2 separate regions of the Mus musculus genome follow, and region 1 is linked to region 2. A link is a loop called in an ENCODE intact Hi-C map of the cell type or tissue named here. Cell type or tissue: left cerebral cortex. All regions are shown on one strand.

Region 1 (8,000 bases), 600 kb before region 2:
CATAAGTATCTAGCTATACAGTTCATTGGAGTTAAACAAACTGCATTGTGCTGTCTTTATCGTGAGAGAGAGAGAGAGAGAGAGAGAGAGAGATTTGACTTTATAGTGCATTATATCCTGTGCTCTGTCACTCTGTGGGTGCATTTTGAGGTCACAGTTAACGCTCAATAAACGCAAGTCTGGGTGGAGTGTCTCTAAAGGTTTAAAATCAACTCAACCCTCAGCTGGAAAATTCTCCGAGGTCAACACCCCTCAGAGCCAGCAGAGGGCAGTAGAGGACCAACCCTTGCAGAGCTACTCAGAGATGAAGAGAAACCTAGGGCTGGGGGCCAGGCATCTCTGAAGACAAAAGCTGGCTTCACATAGCCAGCCTCGAAGCTATACAGCTGTCCAATAGCATAATGTTATTTTCCCATGAATTCCAATTCTTCCTCCCCTCCCAGACTGTGCAGCTCTGGTTCTGAGCCAGTACTTGGGGACATTGTCACCTGGAAGGCATTTTGAAGGTATTCAGGGTCCCTTGCAGACACAAGGGTTAGTAAGGTACCCCATCACTAAGAGGGGCAGTGTTCAGAAAACAAAAACCTGACAAACGTGGACCCTAGACAGACAAAGACGAGTTAGCTAAGAAAACAAACCGCAGCTCTCAATACAAGTCTCCCACCACTAAATCAAAAAACAAAAGTCCCCAGTGCCTTAGGAAACCTCAGTAGCAACAAGTCGCCATCTAACATGAAAAAGGGGTTCTCCTTTCTCCTGGCGCTACTTCTTGTCTCCAATGAATTAAAAAGATCAGGACTCTACTGCAGCTGCTTCCGACCCACCCACCCGCTGCCGCCACCCTTCCTTGCGAGGCCAGGCTGTCCGGATTTGATGTTAGCAAACGCAGGCTGGATTTCAGACCCGCCCCCCCCCCCTTCCCTCCTACCTCTGACTAAAAAGAGCCTTCTTTATGCAAATTAAAGGCTATGCCATTTGACTTCCTGGTCTAGGAATGGGTTGCTGGCATTTCTTTGACCTCTTAGGAGAATAATTAGGTGATCTTGTTACTAAGCAACAGAAAGGCAGGCAATAAGGCAGCTGAGCTCTGGGAGCAGACGGAGCTGGACTCCGGAGAGCTTGGGCCAAAGGCTGTGGTGCTGTGGGGACATTGAGCTTCTTGCATAGTGGCTGACACTCGGGAGGAAGGAACCAGTGTGGTTCAACTGTCTGTCTCTCCTCCAGCACAGACAGGCCCTTCACTGGGCAGAGTGCTTGAATACCTGTTGCTAGACAGTTGCTCACAGAGGGCTCAGTAATGCAGGCTGTGCAGACCTTGAGAAAGAGTCAGGATTGTGTTCCTTTAAAGGTAGACTCTCAGGGAGACTGGTTCCTTCCACGGAATAGTTCTGGATGGTGTTTTTGTAACTCAAGCCCCAAAGTCCCAGAGAGGAAAAACATACGACATGCAATTATAAGGGTTTAATCTCTCTTCTATATATATTTAAGATTTTACATATTCAATTCCCTATTTTAGATCCAGAGAGACAGCTCAGGCAGTAAGTGCTAGGTGCATAAGCATGAACACCCGAGTCTGAGGGTGTGGCAGCCTGTTTTTGGAGTTCCAACTTGCACAGCGGACGATCCTTGAGGCTCACCAGCCAGTGAGAGACCTTGTTTCAAAAAACAGGATGGATACACCTGAGGCTGGCCTCTGGTCTCCACAGGAAAGAGCACATGTGTCCTCCACCCCGCTGTCAAACCCAGGCACATACATACAAAACTTACATTAAATTGTACACACTAACCATTTTCATGGTAGCATTTCCATATGTGCACATACTACTCACTACTCATTGATCATATCTACCTGTCTCCCTCCCTCACCCTCCTCTCTCTCTCTCTCTCTCTCTCTCTCTTTCTCTCTCCACCCTTCACTCATAACAGTTCTTAGGAGCCCTCCTGTATGAGAGGGAAAGCATGGATTCTTGTCTCCTTATGTTTGGCTTATCTTGCCTGTGATGAGCTACTTTGGTTCCATCCATGCTTTTCCTATGGATAACAAGATTTAATTATTTTTGATAGCTGAATAGTACTCCACCATCTATATCCCATATTTTCTTTGTTTACCCACTGACTTTAACTGAGATAATTCCATCACATGGCTTTTATGAACAGTGCAGCAATAAACATGCATGCACGCATATCTATGACATGCATACATCTTCAGAAGTATTCTGACTGGACCATATGGTATTCTATTATTTTTAGTTTTCCGGGGAACTTCCACAATGAGTCTCACAGTGGGTGCACTAATGAACTTTAGGAGGCAGTGTGTCAGGTCCTTCTGCCCACATTTTTCCTTCATAGCCACTTTGACTTGGGTGAGGCAGACTCTCGTGTGGCTTTGGTGTGTGATTCTTTTCTCGATGAGGCCGAGGACATTTCTCCTTGTTCTTGCCTGCTGTGTGTGGGTCTTTGGGAGCATTCTCTTCAGGTTGTTGTCCATTTTCACAAGATTACAGGGTTTGCTACATGGTCTGAGCTCTTTTTGTTTTCCAGATATCTACTTCAGGAGACTGACTGAGGGTCCCTCCAAGTCTGTAGACCGTTGCTTGGCTGCTTCTTCTGCTCTGCCTAAGCTTTTTTTTTTTAAATAATTTTATTATTTTAATGTGTTGGGGGTACCTCATGTGTGTCAATGCACCATGTACATGAAGTGATCATGGAATCCAGAAGAGGGTAATGAAGAGGCTTTGTTTCCTGAGCTAGGGGACTTCTGTGCAGCGGTAAATCAGCACCTGTAACAGTGTCTCTCACAGTCCCTCTTGTGATTGCAGGTATTCCGGTTTTACAGAGATATCTTTGATCCGTTTGGAGTTGGGTTTTATACAGGTTGAGTAATGGGAACATAGCTTCAGTCTTTAAATGGAGCAGAGCTGGAGGTAACACAGCACCGAATTTAAAGACACAGGGACAAAGCCACCATGTTACCAACATAAATACAGAAAGTCACATGGAATAGACTAGAGGACCCAGATGTAAACCCATGCCCTCTCATCCAGAATACTCTTAGGCATCAAAAACACACAGAATCAAAAACAGTTTCCTGAGGTGGCTGGAAGCTGGCTCAGTGGTTAAGAACACTGCTGTGTTTTGTTGGTTTTTTTTTTTTTTCAGATTTGGTTCCCAGCACCCATGTCTGGAGGCTCACAGTTGCCTGAGACTCCATCTCTAGATGATCTGACTCTTTCCTCTGACCCCTCTAGGCAACACCCTCCATATACATAAATATAAATAAAATAATCTTAAATACAACAAGACAACTAGAGACCTCTGGTGGGAGATAGGGAGATGTCACCCAAGACTGAGCCTTGCGTTCTTTGAATGGCATCTCAGGAAAGGACACTATGCAAACTGTTCACACAGAGATGGTGCCCTGAGCACCCCCAGTGTATGTGTGCTTAATACAACCCTGCAGACCTGCAGACTGTACCCTGCAATGTCACCTGGGCTATAAGTTCTCATTGTTTTTCAAAATGTATTAAGGTTGTTGCTGAGAAAGGACAGAGAACTAGAGAGTGGGAGAGGTGCTTCTTGAATGTGTGTGTGTGTGTATGTGTGTGTGTGTGTGAGTGTGTGTGTATGTATGTGTGTGTGTGTGCACATTTCCCAGGCTTCCCTTTGTCAGATGTGTCTCTTTGCAAAAGTGGGTTACTATCAGCTGAGATCTACTTGTTCCTTCAAAGGTACAACAAAGCCCTACGAGCAATGCCCTCACCTACTCTGAGAGCAGACAGGGGCTCATCTCTAGCATGGAGGCTCTAATCCTGCTCTCTCAGTCTCTATCTGTGTTCCTCAGCCTTCCCTGGACTGAGCCTCCCCCTATAGGTAGCCACAGTCCCACTGACCAGTGTCCCTGTACTCATAGTCAGCCCCAGTAAGAGCATGCTCTCATTTTTGAGCCCTCCAGGGAGGTTGTTACCTTAGTTATTTTTTCTATTGCTGTGATAAAACACTATGACCAAGGCAAGGTATAGAAGAAAGAGTTTATTTGGGTTTATGGTTCTAAATGGTTAGTATCTGTGATGGTAGAGTGAAGATACATGGGCAGGAGCAGGAAGCTGAGAACTCACATCTAGAACTGCAAGCATCTGTGTTTGCTCCAGGAGGCCTTGGTCCCCCGCATCCCATAGGCAGGTCTGTGCCGGGCTACCTCAGAGCACTATTCAGACTGACCTGGACCAAGGTCATCATGGTGCATGAGTGTTTGAACTATGAATCTTCAGAATTCTCAGTGGCTCCCTGTCTCTTGCTCACCTCTGCAGATAGGGAAGACGATACAACTGTGGCAACTTTAATGAGATTCACCCCACAGTTTTAGGTACTTGAATACTCAGTCCCCAGCTAGGGCTGCTGTTCTGAGAGGTTTAGGAGGAGGTGTGGCTTTACCTGAGGAAGTTTGTCACTGAAGGCTATGACAAGGAAGTGAGACATGGTGCTCCACTTGATGGCTCGGCTCAGTGGGGATCTCAGAGCTCTGTAAACAGTGGACTTAGTGTCTCCCTGCCATAGTCAGTCAGTGCTTGGGTCAAGGTTTAACAGAACCACCTTTGCACGAGACCCCCCCTTTCTCACTCCCGTTTGGAGCCAGCTGGCTTTCACACACAAGGTCTAAATGAAATGCTATCAGAACTCCACCCTGCTCACATCCATTCTGTCTGGTTTCACCCACCTCTAATCTCATTTTTTTTTCTCCTCTGGTGCTCATCAGCTATAGCTTGGCATCAGCTCGGCAAAGAGATGCCTCCAAAATTAAATTCACAAAGGCCTTGGCAGCTGGTGCTAAATCCAGTCCTGACGTCGTCGTCTTTTGTCATCATCTCCACCCTGGGTTGCAGCCAACTCCCAGACCTGGGAATGGAGAAAGAGAGTGGGGCTTCACGGTGGATCCTGTCTGGCATGTGGGAAGGAAGCTGAGTCATGCTGAGGGAGCGATTAAAGGCTCTTGCCAAAACGTACTCTGCTCCTTCTGGGGGGGGTAACCCCTATGATAGGCACGGCTGCCCTGTGGTCAGGAAGAGGCCTCAAAATAATCAGGGCTGCAGCAGCCCTGACTCTCTCTTTTTACAAATTGCTTGAGGTTGGGCCTCCCTGCTTATTCATATTTCATGCTCTGCCCCTTTCCAGGCTGAATGGGTAATGGGTTGGGGAAAGCAGGGAGACCAGCGTGGCTACTTGGTAAACTTTGGGGGATTGACCGCATCACAGGCCTTTAATTCCCTTCAAAATTGCTGTAAAATATACTGTTCTTGCTCACTGTTCTACACAAAATAATATACTGTCCCCACTCACTGCTCTACAGAGCTGTTTTCCCCAACACAAGTGACATTATGCAGATTTTAAGCCAGCAAACCCCACTCTCTCTCCAACTCCACTGCTCATGTTTTTCTTTGAGAATTGTCACCTTCAGACAAGGCATTGCTGTCAACTTCCTCCTTGCCTGGCACTCCTTCACTGAGTTCTCTGTCATTGGCTGAAAAGACATCTTGTGCTAAGGGCCCTGCCTGGGAACATGTTTATATTTATAAATACATCATCTTTAAAGTCAGCACCAGAGGTTGTTGCCTACACTGCGTTCTCCCAGAAAGGCCTGGTCTCAGATTGAGCATCTCATTGTGTATGAACTTGGTACCTTGGCTCTATTTTAGAATGCTCAGTTCAGTGTAATTACTACAGTTTCTAAAGGAGTTACTGTGTAATTGCCACGTAGTTTATTTCGTGGTAACTATGCAATTAACTTGTCTCGTGTCTCTAAACGGAAAATACTGTAATTCTAATACAAATGTGTGGACTGTTAGTGTTCTTCGCCACGTTTAAAGTATTGTAGATGTTTTCTTTATTTTTCCTTCCTTTTCTTCAAGTAACATATAAAGTTTAGTCCATTATTTCTTCTTTCTCCCCTCCTCTTCTCCTCTCTTTCCCCCTTCTTTCCTTCTCTCTCCCTTTTGTCTTTTTAGGCTAAAGAAAGTTAAGATTGCTAAAATTTTGCTGGAGACCCCTAAATTATCAAGAAACTTGAGACATAAATATAGCAATAGTAGCTAAATTATCTGCAGGGATGAGTGCTGGGTTGGGACTCTTAAGAACCTCTTGAGGTCTGAGGGAAACTAAGAACGAGGCCAGGAGAAAGTTGGTTGGCCTGTTATTTACTTTCCATTGTATGACAGTTGGGTATATAAGGGAATTGGCTTGACTTGAGCCCTTTGTGTTTTCTGGCACAGGTGGGGCTAGGACTTGAGGGTGGGACTTGAGGCTCTATGAATGTCTTCAGGATATTCCACCTATTGTTTAAGGCAGAAGAAGGAGACAGATAGAATTGCAGAGTAATAAAAGGCTTTACAGACTGGAAGCAACTTCAGGGCTAATTACATCCTAGAAGAAAGTGGGATGTGCCAACTCAAGGACTTTTCCTTTCTTTCTTCCTTCCTTTCTTTCTTTCTTTCTTTCTTTCTTTCTTTCTTTCTTTCTTTCTTTCTTTCTTTTTTTTAAACTATCATTTGTCTGTGGTCAGCATAGTTAGTGTGTATATAGCACACTGAAATGATGGCTGAATTTCCCCCCATCTGACTCAGGGCATAGCCCTAGGCATAATTTAGGTCCATCTAATAGACCCATCTGTCCATCCCTCTATTCCCATATCCAAAGCATATAGAATGCTTAGGCTCTGGGCAAGAAGGAAGACACACTTCTGTCTAGTGGGAGTAACCCACAATTAAAGGATAAGCAGAGAGCCTGATGCTGGAGCTCACTCACAGCTGGGAGAGCAACTCGCTCCAAGCACAAATGCTGTGTGGGCCCTGGATGCTCTCCAAGGTGCCGAAGAAGCAGCTGCAACCCACCCTCCTAGAGCATACAGAGAACAGATGGGAGGACACATGAGCACACGGAGAAATTGTGGGGGATGCCATGTTCTGTGTTCTTCAGGGAGAAGGAGAAAATATGGGGAAGGCAGGGCTGTACTGGACATGAGGGCCAGGGAGGAAGGGTTCTGAAATAAGTGATCAAGTCAGAGCCTTGCCCTTGGAGACATTTGAAGAAAACAGCCTTTAAGTGTGGAAGCTGGAGACTTTTGTTTGTGGAGCAGAACGCTGGAGCCAGTGACCTGGGGCAGAAACCCCAGAACCAGGCCAGAGAGACTGAAGACAGTTGCATGGAAAGGCTAAGTGTGTAGGGCCTCACTGCCATCTTGGCTTTTCTGCCTGCCGGGAAAAGTCATGGGGAGATTAGATGTCCGTCACCTAAAATTCCCATGCTCTTGACAACATCTCAAGATTCTGGTTGTCAAAAGTGAGGGTGATGGATGTGATGGTTGTCCTGGAGGTGGGATGGGGCCCGAGACCCCAAAGCACCCCCTTTCTCTGCTTCTCACATACGCACACAGACGTTTCCTCACCCTGCTGAAGTAGGAGAGCCTCGGACTCACCATGACTTTTCCTGGAGGCTGTGGAGGAAGCTCAGAGCAGCTGTGTCTGGAGTGCCTACAGGCTTGGCGGGGGCCTAGTGAGCATTCTTGCCTAGGAGGTGGTGAAGTAATTAGCTGGTGAGCTGTTTTCTGTTGGGAAGAACGGGGTGAATCATGCTATCAGAATGATACAATTATACTGGGTATGTTGTGGCAGCATACTGTGTCTTGATGTGTAGTTGTAGTTAGCACGTAAGTGATTGAGCATTTCTGCTGGTGGAGTCCCTACTGGGAAGTATGACTAATGTTGAGGTGACAGCCCCTCACATATAAAGTGTGTTCGAAACAAAGGGTGGCACCAGGACCAGCTATGTCCTTGGCTCTCACCCAGGCTTCAAGCTCCCATGCAGTCATGTTCTTGTATGAGTTTAGACAAGAGTGTGGGAAGGGGGCTCTCAAAGCATGATCATGTGTATATATCGACAATTTATGTCATGTGACAAGGTTGCTTTTTTTTCTTGTGTGCATGTGAAATGGTCAGTGCACATGTATGTAG
Region 2 (8,000 bases):
ATAGGGAGGGAATGAAGGAGGAAAGGGGGTAGTGGTCATGTGAATGGGCAGGCAGGCAATGGATGAATGGGAGACTCTAACACCTGCGAGGTGGAGTGAAGGCGCCTCCAGTGGTTGTCAACCTGAGGGTCATGATCCCCTGGGGTGTAGAATGACCCTTTCACAGGGGTCACATATCAGATATCTTCCATACCAGCTATCACATCACAATCCCCAAGAGTAATAAAATTAGTTATGTAGTAGCAACAAAAATAATCTTATGGTCGGAGGTCACCTCAATCATATTAAAGGGTTGCAGCATTAGGAAGGTTGAGAACCACTGGTCTAAGCCATGTATTCATAGCACAGGGGCCTTTGAGAAGCATCATGGGTTTCAGAGGCAGCCATGGAGAAGGCCCACACTGTTTAGATGCAAAGAGCAGACAGGAGCATATGAATGTCTGACTCATGCTTGGGTGGAGGTGCAGAGCGTAGAGCACGGTAGACACCAAGCTGAACACGTAGAACGCTTCCCACCGTAACTCACTGAAAGGTGGAAGGTCACGATCTGTAGTGCATTCTTGGGCACAGATGGCTGCAGGTCACAGCTGTGAGCCCACAGGGGAACATCCAAGAGCCAGTCCTGAAGTGCCGTGTAAGGCAGGATGGGTGTGCAGAATGGGTGGGGCTGCTGCACGTTCTATGTCAAAGCACAAAGCAATGGCTTGACACAGATCAGAGCAAAGTGTCCAACGAAAGGAGAAACAAATAGCAATTAAGTTTCTGTTTCCTGGCTCTGCTCTGGCTGCCAGAGGGGAGGGGTTTGCCTGCAGACTACAGGTTTGTTTCTGATTCAATATCAGAAAGAACATTAAAAATCTGAATAATGGCATTTATTTGGTAGAATATTTCAAAATCATACATTTTTTTCCACAGAAAATTCTGCCTTAATCTATTTCTTGAAGTGTCTTTCTTTCTGTCTTTCTGTGTATGTCTCTGAGACCAAGAGTCTCACCTCACTTTGTAGCCTAGGCAAACCTGACCTCATTATAAAGCCCAGGCTGATCTGAACTTTGCTATCCTCCTGCCTCAGTCCCCTGAGTGCTGAGATTAGCTATGGTGTGTGTGTGTGTGTGTGTGTGTGTGTGTGTGTGTGTGTGTGTGTGTGTGTGTATGTGATTGCTATAGCAACTCATAAAGAAAACATTCTAAAGTAGAATGTTTGAAATAATTACTCTAGATATCTCAGAAGATTGCAATTGAAAGCAGAAAGTATTTCAATTGTAAAATTTTGCTTCAAATGGGAAATCTTTATAGATTGCCTCCAAAATACCCACTTTTCATTCATTCATGCAGTTCTAGCATGCTGAGGGCAGTTGTAAGCCGATGGCTCACAGAGAAACCTTGAGGGTAATTCTACTATTTTCCTCTCCTCAGATCAGACACCACAGCAAGGATGCTATTTAATAAGCAGAATTTCTGCTTAGACTTCTAAATGATTTCCATGAAATACTGAAGTGGGGCGTCCAGAGGTCCCAGTGAATTTCTGTTATCAAAAGAAGATTTTCCACCAAACCCCATCCCCACTCTCCCCAGTGCCCTGTGCTGTGAGGTGCATTATATCTCAGGGATGAGCCGTCACACAGCGGAGACAGCTCTGCCTGATACTTAGAAGCAAACTGCAGCATTGCAGGTGACATCATAGTAAATGTTTAATAAACATCAGGCTGCCTCCTCCATCAACGCCCTTCTGACTAGGAAACTGTGACACACTGGAAAGTTGGCTTAGGCCATCCTGCCCTTGCTTCAGTGGGCACCAGGACAGCTGTGGTTAGGAGCTCTCTCCTGGCCCCATGATGACCACCCCCATACTGTCATGTTGGGCACTGAATACAGCCATTGTGAATGAAGAATAATCCTTACACTAGAAAGACTTGCCCAGAATCTGAAAGTTGATGGACTAGTGTCAGGCTAGGGACCCTCATGCAGGTAGTTCATGCCTACAAGCCATGACTAATATGAATTCCCTTTATTCTGCCTTCCAACCTCCTGGGGTAAATGTCACATGACACAGTGAAGCTAGAGAAAAACGTGTGTCCAGAGTTTACCTAGTAGCATTTTATTTCCAAATTATAAACCTAGGCCAACGTTCCTCTCTCCTACAAAAATTGAAATTAAAAATTTGCCTTGAAATACATTTTACTTAATGTTTTCAGCCATCCACTTAATCCTTAGGCTATGAAAGATTACAAATTTGCATTTGCTTTAATGAATTAATCCACTGGTTATGGTTGGGGATATGGGCACTTTATTAAAAATGCACATGTGTCTCACAGATATGTAAGGAACTGTCAGGACTTCTTGTATTAGCAGATCTAACATCTTCCCCTTCAACAAGTCAAGAAAAACAGGCTTCAAAGCCCTCCTCATTCCCATGGAGTAGAATGGACTTTTCTGGACCCTCAGGTGGACCAGGAAGTGCAGGTTCTATTGGGGGTTCAGCCCCCCCCCAGTCGGGAGGAAATTAGTATTTGTAATAGAAACCCATAGAGCCCTTACCACCACCCAGCTTTATATCAAAATGCTCAATACCTATCTTTTCTCATGAAAACCTTTGTTCTCCACAGAGAGATCCGGGTCACAGATTCACACTGCAGATAACGTGTGTATCTAAAACAGGAACCACCCCGCTTACTGCTCCATTTGGAATGTACTCTGTGCCTTAACACCTCCACCATCCTCAGGAAAGCTTGCTTAGCTCAGCCACAAAATCAGCCTGCCTCAAGGACCAAGGTCCTTTCTCTCCAGCTCTTGGCAAGCCTTAGAGCGTAAGCAGGCGGAAAGCCTCAAGATGAATAAAAAAAAAAAAGATGTTTTATATTTAGATATTAGATGACAGCTTTTGCCATCATAAAATAATAGTGCCGTGCTTGTTTGCCCTGCCAGGTTGGAAAGTTTATTTGTATAAAAATAAATCCAGTGGCCAATCTATTCACTTTGAAAAAGAACAGTGTGGGAGGGGGGAGCGTCTCACCAGGTCAGCAGATCCCCACATAAGCCATGCTACTGCCATTTGTACCTGGATGAGCTTCAGCCACATTCCTGAGAGGGGAAACAGAGTGGCTTATCTCAACTTTTTGAGCTTCTGTTCACCATGTGTCAATGCCTGACACCCCCCCCCCCCAATTCAGTTAAAGGTTGCCCATTACCCAGGTGTAGATGGGAGGCTCATAGTTAGCCCTGTGAATCTTCCCTTCCTTGGGTATAGACGACAGACATGAAGCAAGCCTGACTCCAGAGACCCCTGCTGCACACCACTGGCCTCTATTTGCTTCGAATTTTCACCTTTGAATAAGGATAAAAAGGGGAATGCCAGGGGCTGGAGAGACGACTCCATTTTTTTTTTTAGCAGAGTTTGCTGCTCTTGCCGGGAATCTGACGTCAGTTTCCAACACCAAAGTCTGGTTGTATCTTCTTGTCATCATGAAACCCAGAATCCCCACAAATTCCTCAGTGTGGAGTCTCCCTTTCTGAGCTCTTGTATCCTGGATCACCTGGGTTTTCTGCAGCTGTGTACCACTGCACATCACTGTTGGGTCACCCCTAGGCTCAGGTGAACAACCTCTTGTCCGACCGTCCTCTTGACTCTTTGGGTAACTTTTCTTTTCCCCCTTTCCCTCTCTCAGTGCCCTGGGCTAACCTTCAGCAGTGTAAGCCTCACACTAGGTGGTATTGTCCACATCCTTGTCAGGGTCCCTTGAGCCCAGAGCCTTGTGTCAAGGAGGTACCTGGCTCATGCTTGCCCAGCCTGATGCACAGCTTATGTAGGAAGCACTTTACTGTGGAGCAGTTGTGCACGTGGAACATGGAGAAAATGAGTAAGACAGTTGCCACCCAATGATGACAGAGGACTGCATGCATCTTAAGAGAATTTGCAGGAATCTAAAGGAAAATGTTAATTTATATTCCTCCATCCCCAGAAGACTATTCTGTAAAGGTTTCTGTGGAGGGAAGAGAGATGGAATAGACATTAGGAAGGCTTGCCCATGGAAGTCACCAGCATCCATGGTGATGGAGTGAGCTGTGGGCCTTTCCACATCCTGGCCTCTTTGCTGTCACTCTGTTTCTTTAAGGATGAAGAAGATTGGAGAGAGGCATATAAAAATGCAGTCACTTGCAAGCCGTTCTAATGGATTGACATGGTACTAGTGTTGTCATGGAGATCAAAGAGAGGCCCTTAAGGATATGGGGGTTGAGAGGGATTGAGAGGCCAAAAGGAATGGTAGCTGCCGGGGGGGGGGGGGGGGGGGGGTGGTGGTGGAGAGGGATAGGGAGGAGGTCTGCAGAGAACAGCAAATGAGAGAAATGAATGTCAGGAAATCAGGACCATTACTAGATCTGGGGGTGGCAGGGAGGGAAAGGAATAATTAAATAGGGTAAACAAGTAACCTTTCACAAGAAGCAAGCATAATGGCAAATGTGACCTCTGCCCCAGAGTATACAGTTCCTTCAGAGGGATTCTAGAAAAGGAGAAGAGATATTACTCACTTATGAAATCACAGGTGTGGGTGTGTAACACCAGGTTCCAGGTGCAAAGGGGCTCACTTGCAGGGCTCCTGAGCTTGGACATAGAGTTACTTTGCTTGTTCTGTTCCCAGGCACATTAAGTACTCTTTTATGTGTTTTAAGAGGAGTGCTTGCCAGGTGGGATTTTGCATAAACCTATAAGTTTCTCTCCAGTGGTGTGGTGGTTTGAATAAGAATGGCCTCCGTAGGCTTATATGTTTGAATGCTTAGTTATCAGGGAGTTGCACTACTTAGAAGGATTAGGAAGTGTGGCTTTGTTGGAGTGGGTGTGGCTTTGTGGAAGGAAGTATGCCACTGGGGGTGAGCTTTGAGGTGTCAGTATCCTGTGCAAGGCCCAGTCTCTCTCTCTCTCTCTCTCTCTCTCTCTCTCTCTCCCTCCCTCCCTCCCTCCCTCCCTCTCTCTCTCTATCTGTTTCTCTCTCTACCTCTCTCTTCCTATTTCTGTATATCTCTCTGTTTCTCTGTGTGTGTGTGTGTGTGTGTGTGTGTGTGTGTGTGTGTGTGTTTGTCTCCCTCTCTCTCAGCCTAGGGATCAGAATGTAGTTCTTAGCTACTTCTCCAGCACCATACCTGCTGACTGCCATGTTGCAACCTTGGTGTGGACAGAACAGGAGGAGGACATGTTAGTGACCATGTTCCCAGAAGACCTGGTACTCAGGCTCACAGCCAGCTCCTATGAAGCAGCATGCATGCAGAGGGCTTCTTGCTGAGTAAGTCTGAGGAAAGGTGTTGAGGCACTACCCTCCAGAATGAGTAGGGTTTGGGGAGTAGAATGGAGGAGAATATTTTTTGTGTAGCAGGTGTTTCTCAGATGGACTGTGTAGGAGAGCTGAGATGATGTTGCTGCTGGTAGAGGTGACAGTGGTGATAGTGGTGGCATCAGACATGGCAGGGACCACGGAGGTTTGGGCAGTTGGTTTGCCATCAGTGAGCATGATGCTTCAGAGGCAGGGTAGCAATGGCCTTGATCTTCCCTCCTGCAACATGCTCCTCATTTTTTAGGACAGTATTAACAGCCTTGTCTACAGGATAGCTAGCAATTCCATGAGGTACCAGTAAAGGAAATACAGGCAATAGCATAGAACTTATCCAAAGCATAGAAGATGGAATGATGTCACAAATGCATCCCCTTAAGCTAACCCATTTCTAACAGAGTAATAGCAAAAAAATCCCTGCTCATCAATAGCCAATCAAAATGCAGCTTTAAAAATAAGGCAGTCTACTGCAGGGACTTGAGTCCCACAGATAAGGTTAAAAATGGAAAATCTAGTTTGCAGAGGTGCTAAATAGCATTTGTGGTTGCAAATAAGTTGCAAAGCAATAATATGAATGTGGAAGAGCACTTAACTAAAGTCAAACATCAACATAATGGAACACTGTTCTCAGAAACCGTGAAGCAAAGAGGAGACTGTGATCTGAATAACATAGCAACTGAGAAAAATCAAACACAGAACTGTAGACTATAAGTGGAGGATACAGGAGGGAACAAATGAGAAAAATGAACCAGATTGAAACATGCACAGGCTCACACAGGACTTTCAACTTAGGCTCCTAAAGAAAAATCAAGTAATGATTCTACACCATGTTTTTGCCAAAGCATAAAATAAGAACAGCAAATGCTTTATTCCAGAATAAGGACAGAAATATAGATATTTAAGATAATATAATTTTTATAAATTTTAATTTTCATGTTTCTTTCACTATTTTATATGTGTATACAATGTATCTTGACGTTATCCACTCACTCCTCTCATTACAATGTATCTTGAGATTAACCACCCCTCATGTCCTTTCTTTACAATGTATCTTGATGATATGCTATTCACCCCTCACTTTTCTTCTGGCTCCTCCAGGACCAGCTCATCATATCTACCTCTCCATTTCATGTCTTTCATGTATAACTTTTAACCTCCTGAGTCCAGTTAGTACTGCCAACATGCACAGGGCTATGGGGTCACTCAGTGAGGACATGGAGAACTTACCAATGGCAGCAATCCTAAAGAAAAGTGACTCTACCTTCTGCTACCATCAACTATCAATAACTTCTCAGAGAAGAGTGGGGCCTTGGAATCTCTTTCCCTGCCTAGGCTGGAATTTTTAACTGGTTTGAAGTTGTGCAGCTGTGTTGGTTTTAATTTAAACAAAATCTTGTTTAGTGAACAGAACTGAGGACTTGTTTATCTTCTGAGGAAACCACATGTGACACTTTCTAACCTGTTTAGTAAACCACATGTGATACTTTCTAACCTGTCTAGGAAGTCACTCATGACTCTTCCTAACCACAAAGAGGATCAGGACAATTGTCCCATCCAGATCACACATTTAATGAACACTTCCAGGCCTAAAGATGCATCAGCAAAGCTCTTCCCATAGCTGCTTAGGCAGATTCTAAATCAGCTGCCCTAGATAAGTTTTCTTTTAGGCAATTGGCTCCACTGTATACCTGGCTGCATAGCCCTCATGCTGCGAAGGACTGGCTTTCTCTTGAAGCCCTGCAGGGATCCATCTGAACAATTAGACAGAATGCTTAATGGATATGAATCTAATTTGTAAAAAATTATCATTTATAGTTGAGTCACTTATCTGATAATTACAAAAAATCTACATGAAATGAGATAAATCTCTTTGTTGGTAAAATCATCTTGCATATAATGATTTTTACAGGAAAATTAATTTTATTAACTAGCTAGAGGTTATACATGTAAGTCAGCAGGTGCAGTGTAGCAATTTTGCTGGGCCTAAACTCTGACCCTAAAACTCTAAAATCTTTGTGTTCTTAAAGACAAAATGAACCCATCTGTGTTACAGCAAAGCAAGTATGAACTCCCACACCAGGGTCACACCCTGGCACTGCTCAGTGAAATAGTAAACAACTAACATTGCTGATTTTCACCTGTGGGTCCTCACGTGTGTTCAAACAGCCCATCAGGTAAAGACAACTGCATCCCACAAAAACCACACAGGAAGAAATTTACTATAAGAAGGCTCCCATAAATAAGCACGTGCAGCTTTTGTGCATTAATTAAAAGTTTTAAAAACAACAAATAAATAAAGGAAGTACTATTCTCTGTGGCACAGATTGCATCCTGAAGCCAGCCTGGGGCATTTGTTCAGTCGGGAAGGAGAGCACGTCAGGCTACACACAGTATCTGCTGAGCGCATCCAGGCAATGCCCCCTGCTCAGCATGTTGTTCTCTTATTATCTGCACCCTTCTCTATGCACTGATGATTTTCAGAGACTTGTTCTGCCCTGGAACTCTATCCATCTCCTCCCATCATACCTCACCCTTGTGCCTCTGAGCACCCTCTTCCTTTCCTTCCCTGCCAGCTTTTCCCACACACCCCCGACTCCACTTGCTGAGCCCAGGCCATCCTTACAAGCCATGAGCTGTTTTTCCCAGATCACATCTGCCTGTTGGCTTTAATTTGACAGC

Evidence for each region. Hi-C counts contacts between places; a loop is a spot of excess contacts. Peaks named below come from ENCODE experiments on the same cell type or tissue, not always from the same donor. Only the 100,000 strongest peaks of a DNase experiment are listed, where the experiment ranks them.
Region 1: a loop joins it to region 2, with 4 times the contacts of the local background. A loop is called at or near these places in 17 of 42 quality-filtered maps.

The regions. Positions count from the first base shown.
Region 1 is chr16:97,285,784-97,293,783 of GRCm38, reverse strand. No RefSeq gene overlaps it. Among named protein-coding and RNA genes, the nearest start is that of Bace2, 67 kb to the left of the region's middle. In left cerebral cortex, CTCF peaks have their summits at 255 (motif pointing right) and 3,313 (motif pointing left); DNase peaks (open chromatin) are centred at 4,876, 5,446, 6,855, 7,560 and 2 more places; H3K27ac peaks cover 1,269 bases.
Region 2 is chr16:96,686,466-96,694,465 of GRCm38, reverse strand. The region is part of intron 16 of Dscam (DS cell adhesion molecule); the gene reads left to right. Among named protein-coding and RNA genes, the nearest start is that of Gm32509, 28 kb to the left of the region's middle. In left cerebral cortex, no CTCF peak of the experiment used is centred here; DNase peaks (open chromatin) are centred at 491, 2,696 and 3,897; H3K27ac peaks cover 1,241 bases.